3 separate regions of the Homo sapiens genome follow, and regions 2 and 3 are each linked to region 1. The links are chromatin contacts, found by Hi-C or POLR2A ChIA-PET in ENCODE. All regions are on one chromosome and are shown on one strand. Each heading gives the region's core, a stretch centred on a gene start or an enhancer-like site at or near the end of the contact. The rest is flanking DNA. Distances are from core to core; before and after follow the strand shown.

Region 1 (4,236 bases), core at 680-3,179:
GGAACATCTCAGTGATTTTTTTTACAGCCCGTTTGAATATTCAAAGTAATAGAGCAACAACAAAAAATTTCTAAGAAGTTGATTCCATTCCAATTTTTGTTATTTGAAGCACTTAATCAAATGATTATGTGAAAATTGCTACTTTGAATGAGACTAATTTTAAAAGGAGTCATTCAGTATATGAACTCCTTATGTTGCACCCAGGCATACCTCCTTTGACCTTGAAGTCTGACTAACCAGACGATTTTTTTCTTCTCTATTTAACAAGGATTTCTGAGAACCAGTATACTTTTTTTGGAAGGGAGAGAAAAGGACTTAAAAGCAATTATTTTCCCTCATGATGTAGCTGTCAGTACCAACCATGCAGAACAGGTATCTTTCCGTAATCTTCTCTTTAATAAAAGGTTTTTGTTTTGGCATTGCTTTGTTTATTTGTTTTGTTTTTCCTGCTCAGGTTTGAGATGGAGGAACAAATAAAGGAGAATATTGTGCTTTCCCTCCTCCATCACAATCCTTCTTACCACCTTTGCCTCAAACCCTTTCTATATTCAATCCTCCTAAAGCAACACTGTAATTTGAGAAAGAGAGAGAAAGAACTAGGAAAGAGAAGACAGAAAGTCTTATTAGGAGAGAGAGTGACTGGGATCTCCTGAGAGTTTGCACAGGCTCAGCAGGGAGGGGACAGACCTTGTCTAAGACTTTTAAAATAATTTATCCTTTATAAAAAATATAAAATCCTTTAATGCTGGACTAAAAGTAAGCCTCTTTCTCACAACACCTTTTCTGAAAGAGAGAAGATGTGAAACTTGTCTTCAAATAATTAAAGGGCCATAAGATTCAGAAACATCAGGCCTGCTATTTTTAAGAGACACATATATAACAAGTAACAGAAAGGATAGAGGAAAATGCTTATGAACTGGAAATGGATGGAAATGTAACACAAGCTACTTTTACATTTACAAGTTACATTCCCCTCTGCTGTCCTTCATCTCATTTTCCCACTGGCTTTTCTAACTCATGCCATGGTAAAAAACATGTGTCACATATCAACCTATTCACAAAATAATCTCTCTGCTCTTTAGTTCTAACCACAGTTTCCCTGAAGCCTCTGCAGTGGAGGCTGCTGATTCTTTCAAGTTTCATGAGCCCTGGTTTAAGTTCTCGTTTTCTGTGGCAAATGCTGTTTCCTGCCTTATTCCACCAGTCAAATATAAAAATCTGCTCTTCTTAGATTCAGACTAGACAGCTATGTCAACTTTTGTACTCTGTTATTTTTTAGTGATTGCCCTGCATTTACTAAATGCCCTGCATTACTAAATAGAATGAAACTGGTTCATTCTATTAAGTTGGAAAACTTCAGAGTCATACTATATTGAGAGTTTTTCTCTTATCAGTTGAGGTGTACAGCTTCTAAGGTGAACTCATGATCCCCATTTTCTGGCATTCACATCTTTGTGTAATCCACCCCCCGCCCCAACTTTAATCACAGGGCGAGCCTGTAACTTACTTCTAACCAACAGATTATGGCAAAGATGATGGGATGGCACCCTAGCATATGTCTCCTTGCTGGTTTGATGAAGTAAGAAACCATGTTGGGAAAGCTCATATGGCAAAGAACTTCAGGTGACCTCTGGGAACTGCGAATAGCTTCTAAATGATGAGAATTGACTGTAGGAGCTCAAGGCAGTTTCAGCTCACAACCAACAAGAGGCCAGAGCCCTCAATCCTACAACTGCAAGGAAATTCTTCCAGTAATCCGAGTGAGCTTGGAAATAGATTCCTCAACAGTCAAATCTCAAATGAGAACACACTCCAGCCAACACATTAATTGCAGCACTGTAAGACCCTAAGAAGAGAATCCAGCTAGGCAGTAACTGGACTCATGACTCACAGAAACTGTGAGATAATTAATATCGTCTTAAGCCACTGAATTTGTGATTTGTAACACAGCAATAGATCACTAATGCAATAATTTCCCTTTGCATTTCTTTCACAACTACCCACTCTTACAGCTTTACCCTCCATCTTGTCATGCCCTGCAAACTAAAATGTCTGAAAATTTTAGCTAACATTCTCTATAAACATATTTCCTATTTATTCTTTGACTTCCAAGTTGAAGACTTCCAGTAACTTGGTCTTCCTCAGATATCAATCCCTCTTTTAAAAATAAACAAACAAACAAACAAAAACTTTCACAAGTTTCTGTCTTCATTCTCCATGCATCTTGGACCTGGCTGATCATCTGAATTTTCATTTGATTTGTACCATTGCTTCTCTTATACAATTATCCTTTCCTGTCCTTTCCAAACCAAATCACAAAAATGATAATAGTTGCATTATCAACACCGATCTCTGCATACATGAGCACTATTCAAGGAAGCCACACATTCATATTGACACCTTTACAACTTTAGTATGCAAGAAATTGCTTCTTAATCCCAAACTCTAATTCTGAAATCTTAGCCCCAGACACTTACAACATCCTTAATAGTTTTACTTTAATTGCTCATCTTGCTCTTTGTAAAACAAATGTATTTTTGTAAGAAATATGTAGATTATCCTGATTGCTTCAAATATAGTTTTCTGAGGGATGTTTAAAAAGATATGAATATGCTATTTTGAATTACCCTATTTGGACCTTGTTTTCACTAGTAACCCTGTTTATATTTGATATACAAATTAGCATTCATAGTCTTTATAAAGCCTCATTCGCGATATATTTAAATGCCCTGGAGTTCTTGTTTCTATGATACTTTCACCTTTAACAATGTTTTCCATAAGTTATTCATAAGTATTATTACTCAAAAGAAGATGTTGAATTTAAGACAACAAGTTTGATGCAAAAATGTGAAGACCTATTAGAAGAAGATATTATATATTCAACTTACTATATGTTGTACTATCCAGTTTATTTTTTCCCAAAGAGTATTGTTCAACCAATGTGGAGAAGGATTGATGTGAAAAGGGCAACGATTACTGAAAAGTACTATTTGTTTTGAGTTAGAGAAAAGGCATTAGGTAATAAAAAATCTTTTGAAACTGAATAAAATACTTTTAAGAAAGATATCCTCATAAGATACTTGAAAAGAAGAAGTGATTAGTCATGGTTTTTCAGAGGCATTCAGTGAGTGCGGTCAGTGGGTGAGGAAATTGAACTCTCAGTCTGACTTCTGGACCACTCTTTGACATTTGGCCTATCCTTGCTTAGCTGTACTTTACCCTAAAGAAATAATAATTATATGTGCCCCCACAATATTTTCCAAAATGCTTAACATCCTAAAACAAAGGATTCTAAACAAAAAAGCAACTTGATTATAAATATGGACAGTACTATAAATATCAGAGTTGAATATTTTCTGTCTCCAAGAACAGCTTTATTTAGAAAGTCATTATCTACAGATGGCCAAGAATAAATCTTATTAAGATGTGCATGTTTGACAGCATTAACACCCATCAGAATCCAGAGTATTGCATTCCACTGAAGTGAGAGAATTGATATAGTACTTGTTGCCTATGTTAACAAACAATTCATTGAATAATTAATTAAATGGTTGAGAACATTTTTAACTCGTTAGAGTTTAACTTCCAATGGAACATAATGATCAGTGATATTATTATCATTGATCTGAGCAGTTTAACCCTAAAGCACAAAGATTTTGACCTCCAACTTTCATCTTCTCTCTCCAGTATATCTAAGGCATTTCAGCAACTTGTCAGCAGTCAGTATCACTTTTCTTTTTCTACTTTGAGGGTGGCAACTTTAATTAAGTAGTTTCTCCTCCTACTTTCAGATGCTCTCTGTACAGTAATATTTTACTTGTGATTTTCTCAGCCCTCCTACTCATTCCATTAAAGAGTAAGCCAGGAGCATACTTTCTCTGACTCAAGTTTTTAGTTTCTCCTTTGTTTCTCTTGACAGATAAAGTTCCCTTATTATATGTAACACCTATGGTAATTGCCATTGCTCAAAAAAAAAAAAATCTGTAAACTCTTTTCTAAATGTTATGAAGACATGCAGAAAGAAAAGTTCTTCACAAAATACAGATATTACTTCTATTTTTTTTTCCAGCATTCTCTGAGGGGAAAAAAATGTAGAAAGCTTTTCACCCTGATGTCTCATTAATTCTGACAACACCCTTAGAGGCAGAGAAGTGGCGAGAGCCATTATTCTTGTTACAGTGGAGAAAACGCTGAAAAACCCAAAGAGGCTAGAGATCTTGTTGAAGGTGACACACA
Region 2 (4,236 bases), core at 868-3,367, 190 kb after region 1:
GTTTTTTTCTGGTGTCTGAATTAAGTTGGTGACAGATTTGGGGGATATTTGAGTAGCACTTTATCTAGAGTTGCTTGCACAAAAGCTGAGTAGGAGCATAGCCCTAATGAGTTCGCATTACCGAAACAGGTCCCTGTTTGCTGAGAGTGAAATTCCTCTATTATTTTCTTAAACCCCGCTTTGCTAAGGTTATAAAGTGGTCCAACTGCATTCTACCTTTAACTCCAAACTGTTCTCTTAAATATGTACCTGGCAGAACTGAGAGCACATTGTGTTTTGCATCTCGTAGGTATCTAACCTACCCCCAAGGGAGATATTCTCTATGGGAATCACACCTCAGAAAAGAAAATAATATACTTTCTCCTACCTCTCTCATTGTTCGCAGGCTCATATTCTCCAAACCTCTATCTCATTTTTCTTCTTGTGCTCTGTGGTTCCCACTCTCAAATTTTCTCTCTCTCTGTCTCTATCCTTCTGTCTCTGACACACACACACATACACACACACACCTGTCTTTCTAGTCAGAGCTGTTTCTGTGTTCCTGTTCAAGCTCCATTGTTTTTAACCTCAGTCAGCCTTCCCTTTTCTTCACTTGAATTAGCTTCTTCATATTATGCATGGGTAAATGCACAGAATTATTTGAGTGCACTGTTAGCTCTTAGCTTCAGAAAGGATTCAGAAATTAGAGGAGTGATCAGGGGAGCCAGCTCTGAAGCTACAAATTGGAAGGCACTAAGAGATGAGTGGATGTGTAATACCATATTTGGGAGAAGGAGGATGGAGAGCTATATGTTTGGTTAAGGATGGGCTTGGACAAGGCTGCTATTCTTTCTTGCTTTTGGTCCACAAACTGGTGTCAAATCCTGGAAACTGTATAAAGATTTAGTATTTATTATTATTTAGTATTTATTATTATTTCAAAAACATTTCAACTCTGGTATGTCCAGGCAGCCTATCTCTGCATGGTAGAGGCCTGGGAACCAACCTATGGATTAAAAAAAAATGTGTACTTTTATAGTTTCTAGGAAAAAAGTTCAGATTATATCTTCCTAGGTAGATATTTTATAGAAATTTACATCCAAGTTTATACCACAGTAAATCTCTAAGGGACAGATTTCAAGGAAACCCCCTGAATAGTTGGATTACTGTTTTCTTGCAGCTAAAAATTTTTGATTATGTGCCCAAACCAAAACAAAAGATTGCATTTAGCTTCCTCGATGAGAATTTCTGAAACCAAATACAAATGAAACCACAGGAGGAAAGATAAGGACTCACAAGTTTATGAAACTTGCTAATGGGACTTTAACTCCCTCTTAGACTCACTCACTCAACTTTCTTATTCCATTTGATATATTTTATTTTACATTATTTTGAAAAACAAAATGAAACATTGGGGGATATGTTCCATTTTGAATATAGAACTATTTTGAGAATTGTAGGAAAATCATTGTATATTTAGAATTACACGTGTCCTACAAAATTGTCCTCATACATTTATTCATCCATTTAGCAAATCTTTTTTAATATCTGTCATGTTAGGTACTCTTCTGTACACCTGTGATACATCAATAAGCAAAGCTGACAAAATTCTTTGCCCTTATACTGCTTCTATTCTGGGAACAGGGGCTGTGAATAAACAAATAAAAAAAGCCTGTCATATTGTGGTCAGATTGTGGTCAGATTATGGTAAGTGGGCCAAGTGTGGAAGGAAGTCAGGGAGCATGCCTTGCAGATACCTGAGGGAGGAGCCTCTAAGGGGTAGTGAGATGGGGGTTTATCTGGCAAGGATGGGAGCAGCTTGCAGGCCATGCAGCATAGTGTGGTGTGGAGTGAGGGGACTGGAAGTAGGGCAGGGGCCCTAGGTCATTGTGAAGACCTTTACTTTCCATCTGAGTGGGATTGTTATGGACTGAATGTTTGTGCCCACCTCCCCAATTCATATGTTGAAGTTCAAATCCCCAATGTGATGGTATTTAGAGATAGGGCCCTTTAGAGGTAATTAGATTTAGAGGAGATCATGAAGATGGGACCTCCTTGATAGCGTGAGTGTTTTTATAAGAAGAGGAAGTGACTAGAGCTCTCTCTCCACTATTTGAGTTCACAGTGACAAGGGGGCCATCTATCTGCAAGCCAGGAAGCAGGTCTTCATCTGAAACCAAATTTGCCTGTACCTTGATCTTGGACTTCCCAGCCTCCGGAACTGTGAGAAATAAATATGTTGTGTAAGCCACCAGTCTAATGGTGTTTTGTTATGGCAGTCCGAGTAGATTATTAAGGATAGGAGGGCTTCAGCAAGTTCTGAAGAGAGGAGTGAGCTGATCTGACTTCTGGTTGAAGAGGATCACTCTGGCTGCTATGCTGCAAGAGGACTGCAAGGGCCAAAGCAGAGGCTGGAAGACCTGCTAGGAGACAGTTGGAGTAATCGGTGGCTTGAATTGAGGTAGCAGCAATGGAAATAGAACACAGTGGTCAGATGCAGGATGTGCTTTGAAAGTAGAGCTGAATGTACTGGTGGATTGGATATGAGTTATTATGGACAGAGAGAGGTCAAGGATAAATCCAGAGAAACTGTGAGGATAGAGTTGTCTCAGTGGAGGTGGACACAGCTGGGAGTGAGGTAGAATGTTGTGATGGGAAGATGAAAGGATTTGTTACCGGCACATTAATTTTAGAATACCTATTAGACTCCTGAGTTGGAGATGCCAAAGACGTCATTGGATGTGAGTCTGAAATCTGGTAGAGAGTTCAGGGTTGGGAATATAAAATCAGAAGTTGACAGCATGCAACAGGAATGTTATTTAAAATATTTGATAACCAGTATGACTTGAGAACCAACCAATCAAAGCAGATGCCTGCTTTAACCACAGGCATAGCTGTACAGCTCCTGTCAGCAGGCTATCAGTCCAATATGCACTTGCATTTGCTAAAACATATCCTTTCTACATTGGTCATTCTCAACCTTTACAGATAAACTACAAATTTTATCAATATACCATAAATGCAGATTACCCATTAAAACCAAAAAAGGCACCAACTAGAAAGCATAAGCAGGGAATATTTATTTTCTCCACTATTATATTTGTCCACTCCCTAATTCACATTATGCCCACTGTATTTTCTTGTAAGGGTTAAGTACAAGTATTTAACATACTAACATATTTGTGAAGGCCAGGGACTAGTTTGAAAGTACCAGCTTTCAAGTACAATGGACTTGTATTTGAGTCCTGGATACTCCATTGTACTGTTTTTGCAGAAATAAGCTCCTTTTCCTTCCTTTTTCTGAAAATAAGTCTGTAAAGCTGGAAATAAGACTACTTCACATTGTTATAAGGATTAGAAATTCTATATATAAAGGATCTATTACAGTGCCCATTAATTGCAGTACAATTTCCCACACAAATTGTAGGATTTTAGAGCTTGAAAAGACCTTAACTTGGCTTGTGTTCTTAATAATAACTGGTCAAATTATTATAATATATCACACAATATATGTTGGATTTAGGCTGTAAGCTACATTCAGAAATGCTTGGGCATAAATATGTGCACACTTGGACACCCTGTTTACCAGGAGGAAGTATAAGTTCTTATCAAAGGAAAGAATGATTTTGATTATTTCTTTCTCATAGGTCAGATTGTAAAAACCCAGCAAAAAGTGCTTTCGCATACAGCATTAGCAATCAATTATATCTTTATATAAATATTTGCCTATGACACCAAGTGACTTGCTAACCCCTCATTTTTGTTGATAACCTCTCATAGGACAAAAATTACATTGCCGCCTTGCTCTGATATTTCAGGGTTGAGCTGGTGTACTATTTTGTGAAGATAATTACAAGGCTAGGTAATGCATATTTTAGGTAAAGAGAGTCTGGCCTTCTAGGCTTCCAAAGATCCTATAAGTTCAAGTCCTTGGTACCTCTGTATTCTAGACAGATCTTGGGGGAATGCCTTGGCTGCATTCACAGATAGATAGTAATGTAAGTTCCATGAGGTTTTGTTTCATGACTGTTTATTTACTTTTGATTCTCCAATACCTATAAAGTCTCCTGGCACAGAATCAATGCCCAAGAAATAGATGTCAAATTAATATGTAGAAACAAAAACGCTCTAGTGCTAATTCTACCTCAATGTCATATGCAATTTTGAGGGAAGCAGACACTGAATGAGTATCTTATTTCTGTGAAAGCAGCTTGTAATTGATTTACAAATGTCATTCCTTGGACCTGTGACTGCCAG
Region 3 (4,236 bases), core at 496-2,995, 160 kb before region 1:
TTGGTATCCCTCAGGGTTCTGAAACTAATCCCTGATAGATGCGACTGTATATGTGTGTATGTATCAGTATATAGAATACTATGGTTAGCACATGGTAAGTATTCCATACATTTTGATTGTTTTTTATTATTATTGCTTGGAACCTCAACTGAAAATGTGTCTCCTTCTTGCACAGAACATGGATACTTCTTGTGCTATGTCACAAGAAGTCACTATCTCCCCAAATAAAAGGCTAGATTGACCAGAATGTTTGCATCTTTCCCATTCAAGCACCTGGCTAGGCCCATTAAGCCTAGGGCCCTACCTCTCAATGCTTTTCAATCCCCTGACACTCAGTACTCTCATTACATATTTGGTGACTTAATTTACAGAATTGCTAAACTCACATTTCTGAACATGGCTTCTAAAACTGACTATCTCTCCCCAGCTTAGCCAGAAGGGCTGCAAGGAAGAACAGAGACCAGAAGGCCTACAGCAGCTAGCAAGGTTAACTTCATGGAGCACCATCGTGCCTTTCAAAGTTCCCATTTCACAAAGTTTTGCCTGGGAACTCAGCAGGAACTTTAGCAACAGGAGAGAATTAGAAATAAATGGCTAAATGAAACCTAGATTTATGTTTCAGTCAATTGAGAGAATCTGACATGTTATGTGCCAGCCCACAGTAGGTATTCAGTAAGTAACTGTTGAATAAATTTGGTGGTAGAAAAAAATATCTCAGTGGCTCTTGGCATTCATTGCCTCTTCTATAGAGACTATACTATACATCCCTCTGCTGCCTTTGAGCAGGACTTTAAAACTCTATGACTCTAGTAAAATCAAGAGTATTTTCACAACCAAGATAAGTTTTTACAATGGTTTTCCTCCACATGGTAAAAAAGAAAGAAGGAAAAAAAATGATGAAGCTCCCTGAATTACTGGATGGGAAACACTGGCTTCTTTAATGCAGGAATGCAGACTGGCTTCGGGGTTCTTGAAGGAGAAATGCATAACTCTTCCTCTCCAGGCTTTTGGCTGGAGACACCCTGTGGGTAAGTTAGGGGAGAGGTAAGAGGGAGCGGGCAATTCCAGTATTTTCACATAGGGAAAGGGTAACGAAGAATCAGGCTGTAAAAGCCAGCTATTGGGAGAGGAAATAAAACTTAAAAATTTGTCATCGTTACTGAAAAAAAAAAAAAAAAAGGTAGGGACAAAAGGAATAGGAAAATGATGGGGGTGGGGGGACTAGTAAAGGAAAACCTGCAAAGGAAGTTGGAAAGAGGAAAGAGTGTCATACGCATTTTGTTTTTATTCCTGCTCCTTCTCTCTCACTCCCTCCAGAAGCTAGAAAAAGTTTGCAAGCGCAACTTTAGGGATGGGAGACGGGGCTCTTCACCAACAGCCCCACGAAAAGAAGTGCCCGCTTTACCCTTCCCCATTCGCGCCGCCGTCCTTTCCCTCTAGCGGGGTGATGGGCAGGAGGCGACACTCTTGGGACGCGGTAGCCCAGGCGGATCCCCCGGAATCCCGCTGGGCTGGAGCAGCACGCAGCTCTCTCTCTGGCAAAGCCTCCTCTGCCTTGGCCATCCACCTCCCGGAAAAGAAAAAGGAAAGATCGAGCCTCTAAACAGTCCTTTTCCCCCACCCCCTCTTCCCGGGGGAGCTCAGGAAGAAAGTACCGTTCTGTGATTCACTGGAGAGAAAAGAGGGAGGAGGCAAAAGAACTCGGAGTGCCAAAGCTAAATAAGTTAGCTGAGAAAACGCACGCAGTTTGCAGCGCCTGCGCCGGGTGCGCCAACTACGCAAAGACCAAGCGGGCTCCGCGCGGACCGGCCGCGGGGCTAGGGACCCGGCTTTGGCCTTCAGGCTCCCTAGCAGCGGGGAAAAGGAATTGCTGCCCGGAGTTTCTGCGGAGGTGGAGGGAGATCAGGAAACGGCTTCTTCCTCACTTCGCCGCCTGGTGAGTGTCGGGGAGATTGGCAAACGCCTAGGAAAGGACTGGGGAAAATAGCCCTGGGAAAGTGGAGAAGGTGATCAGGAGGCCGGTCCACTACGGCAGTTTATCTGTCTGATCAGAGCCAGACGCGACGCGTCCACTTCGCAGTTCTTTCCAGGTGTGGGGACCGCAGGACAGACGGCCGATCCCGCCGCCCTCCGTACCAGCACTCCCAGGAGAGTCAGCCTCGCTCCCCAACGTCGAGGGCGCTCTGGCCACGAAAAGTTCCTGTCCACTGTGATTCTCAATTCCTTGCTTGGTTTTTTTCTCCAGAGAACTTTTGGGTGGAGATATTAACTTTTTTCTTTTTTTTTTCCTTGGTGGAAGCTGCTCTAGGGAGGGGGGAGGAGGAGGAGAAAGTGAAATGTGCTGGAGAAGAGCGAGCCCTCCTTGTTCTTCCGGAGTCCCATCCATTAAGCCATCACTTCTGGAAGATTAAAGTTGTCGGACATGGTGACAGCTGAGAGGAGAGGAGGATTTCTTGCCAGGTGGAGAGTCTTCACCGTCTGTTGGGTGCATGTGTGCGCCCGCAGCGGCGCGGGGCGCGTGGTTCTCCGCGTGGAGTCTCACCTGGGACCTGAGTGAATGGCTCCCAGGGGCTGTGCGGGGCATCCGCCTCCGCCTTCTCCACAGGCCTGTGTCTGTCCTGGAAAGATGCTAGCAATGGGGGCGCTGGCAGGATTCTGGATCCTCTGCCTCCTCACTTATGGTTACCTGTCCTGGGGCCAGGCCTTAGAAGAGGAGGAAGAAGGGGCCTTACTAGCTCAAGCTGGAGAGAAACTAGAGCCCAGCACAACTTCCACCTCCCAGCCCCATCTCATTTTCATCCTAGCGGATGATCAGGGATTTAGAGATGTGGGTTACCACGGATCTGAGATTAAAACACCTACTCTTGACAAGCTCGCTGCCGAAGGAGTTAAACTGGAGAACTACTATGTCCAGCCTATTTGCACACCATCCAGGAGTCAGTTTATTACTGGAAAGTAAGTGTTCCTACTTCTTATATTTATTCCTTGGAGAAATCTTAAGCATTTAATGAAGATCCAGCTCCAAATTTAAGGGAGTAACAGAAAGTATGGGGAACAACTGAATGAATGAAGAATGAATGAATGATGTATGGTATTGGGGTACCGTGTTAAAATGGATACAATGTTAATGATCTTAATTTTCTAGTCACTAGTGTAGTCTAGTTTTCCTTTTTACAGAGCCAATTATAAGTTTCTAAATGAGATGAGAACGTATAAATACCCACAAACCAGAGATTTCCAGAAATGGTCTCCTGTTTCAAATCTATTCTACTTTTGAGCATGCTCAGATTTTGTTTCAGATGTCATACTAGAATTCACACTCACCATCACTGATAAGAAAGATCAAAAATTTTTTTTACTCTTGGTGCATTCTTAAATCTAGAATTATCAGAGAAAATGAACCAACGAAACAGATATAGAGTAATGTAAAATATGACCAGTTTATGTATGACTCTGCTTCGGTCTTTGATGGGTCATTTTCTCTTATGAGACCCCCTAATGAAGGCCATATTTAATTAGCAAAGCAGTTCTCAAAATGCAAGGAAATACAATGGTAAGTGCTCAAGAGGAGTCAAACTTCATCTGCAGTTTTCTGTTGCTCTTCACAGGTCTGGAATTTTCTGACTAACCAACAGAAATCAGACTATTTGGATGCTTAAGTAAAGTGCTTTTCATATTGTTGCTGCTTTGCTAAGTAGCTAAATCTTCTACTTAAATTGTTCAAACATTTTCATATTTTTACTCTATCCTATCAGAACACAGGCTACTGTAATTGATTTGGATGTACAAATTCAGCCTGTGGAACGAAGATAAACTAGGAAGGGCAGGGGTTAAGCTGGACAGAGGTAGAAGAAAATCCTTAGCCATTTCAATCTATGTCTTGTGATTTCAGTTGCAGGACAGGGAACCCTTGCTTCTGTGAAGTTGTTCTTGGAATTGGATCCTATAAAAGTAGCCAGTATCCATTGGAAAAATAAAGACTATTTTGTAAGAATCTCTGTCTCGCAGAGACTTTTGCTTACAGCATGATTTCCACTGCTTAGCAAACTGTCAGAACTTAGCATCATTGCCAGAAAAGAAAAAAATTATTGTCCTTCCCTCTCCTGAGAATGAGAAAAGTCTCACTGTACTTCAGGGTCATTTTAAAGGTTAACTGTGGCATCAGAAAATCAAGGGTATTTGATATTTATAAAGGAGTAGATTATTGGCTGGAAAATAACTAGTCCATCTGGTGGC

What was found. Hi-C counts contacts between places; a loop is a spot of excess contacts on that map. ChIA-PET counts read pairs that join two places held with the same protein, here RNA polymerase II (POLR2A). Pooled maps may share reads with other maps.
Region 2: a map with no recorded cell type shows a loop between it and region 1 (10-fold over the local background). The contact joins two enhancer-like sites. A Hi-C loop is called at or near these places in 15 of 37 single-sample maps with no recorded cell type and 10 of 50 pooled maps.
Region 3: a pooled map shows a loop between it and region 1 (2.0-fold over the local background). The contact joins the promoter of ARSJ here to the enhancer-like site in region 1. A Hi-C loop is called at or near these places in 1 of 50 pooled maps. POLR2A ChIA-PET finds 5 or more read pairs at or near these places in 2 of 52 experiments (MCF 10A and PC-3).

Annotation. Positions count from the first base shown.
Region 1 is chr4:113,822,309-113,826,544 of GRCh38, reverse strand. No RefSeq gene overlaps it. Among named protein-coding and RNA genes, the nearest start is that of CAMK2D, 63 kb to the right of the region's middle. Within about 2 kb of position 1,929, at least 2 of the 41 ENCODE cell types and tissues checked have a DNase peak (open chromatin) inside an H3K27ac peak, as active enhancers do.
Region 2 is chr4:113,634,537-113,638,772 of GRCh38, reverse strand. The region is part of intron 3 of CAMK2D (calcium/calmodulin dependent protein kinase II delta); the gene reads left to right. Among named protein-coding and RNA genes, the nearest start is that of CAMK2D, 130 kb to the left of the region's middle. Within about 2 kb of position 2,117, at least 8 of the 41 ENCODE cell types and tissues checked have a DNase peak (open chromatin) inside an H3K27ac peak, as active enhancers do.
Region 3 is chr4:113,977,156-113,981,391 of GRCh38, reverse strand. ARSJ (arylsulfatase family member J) reads left to right here and starts at 1,745. Exons shown (of 2, transcript NM_024590.4): 1 at 1,745-2,955. The coding sequence starts at 2,558. LOC107986305 (a long non-coding RNA gene) reads right to left here and starts at 1,579. Exons shown (of 2, transcript XR_001741794.2): 1 at 1,406-1,579; 2 at 1-1,022. It overlaps LOC124900762 (a long non-coding RNA gene), which reads left to right. Exons shown (of 3, transcript XR_007058237.1): 3 at 428-497.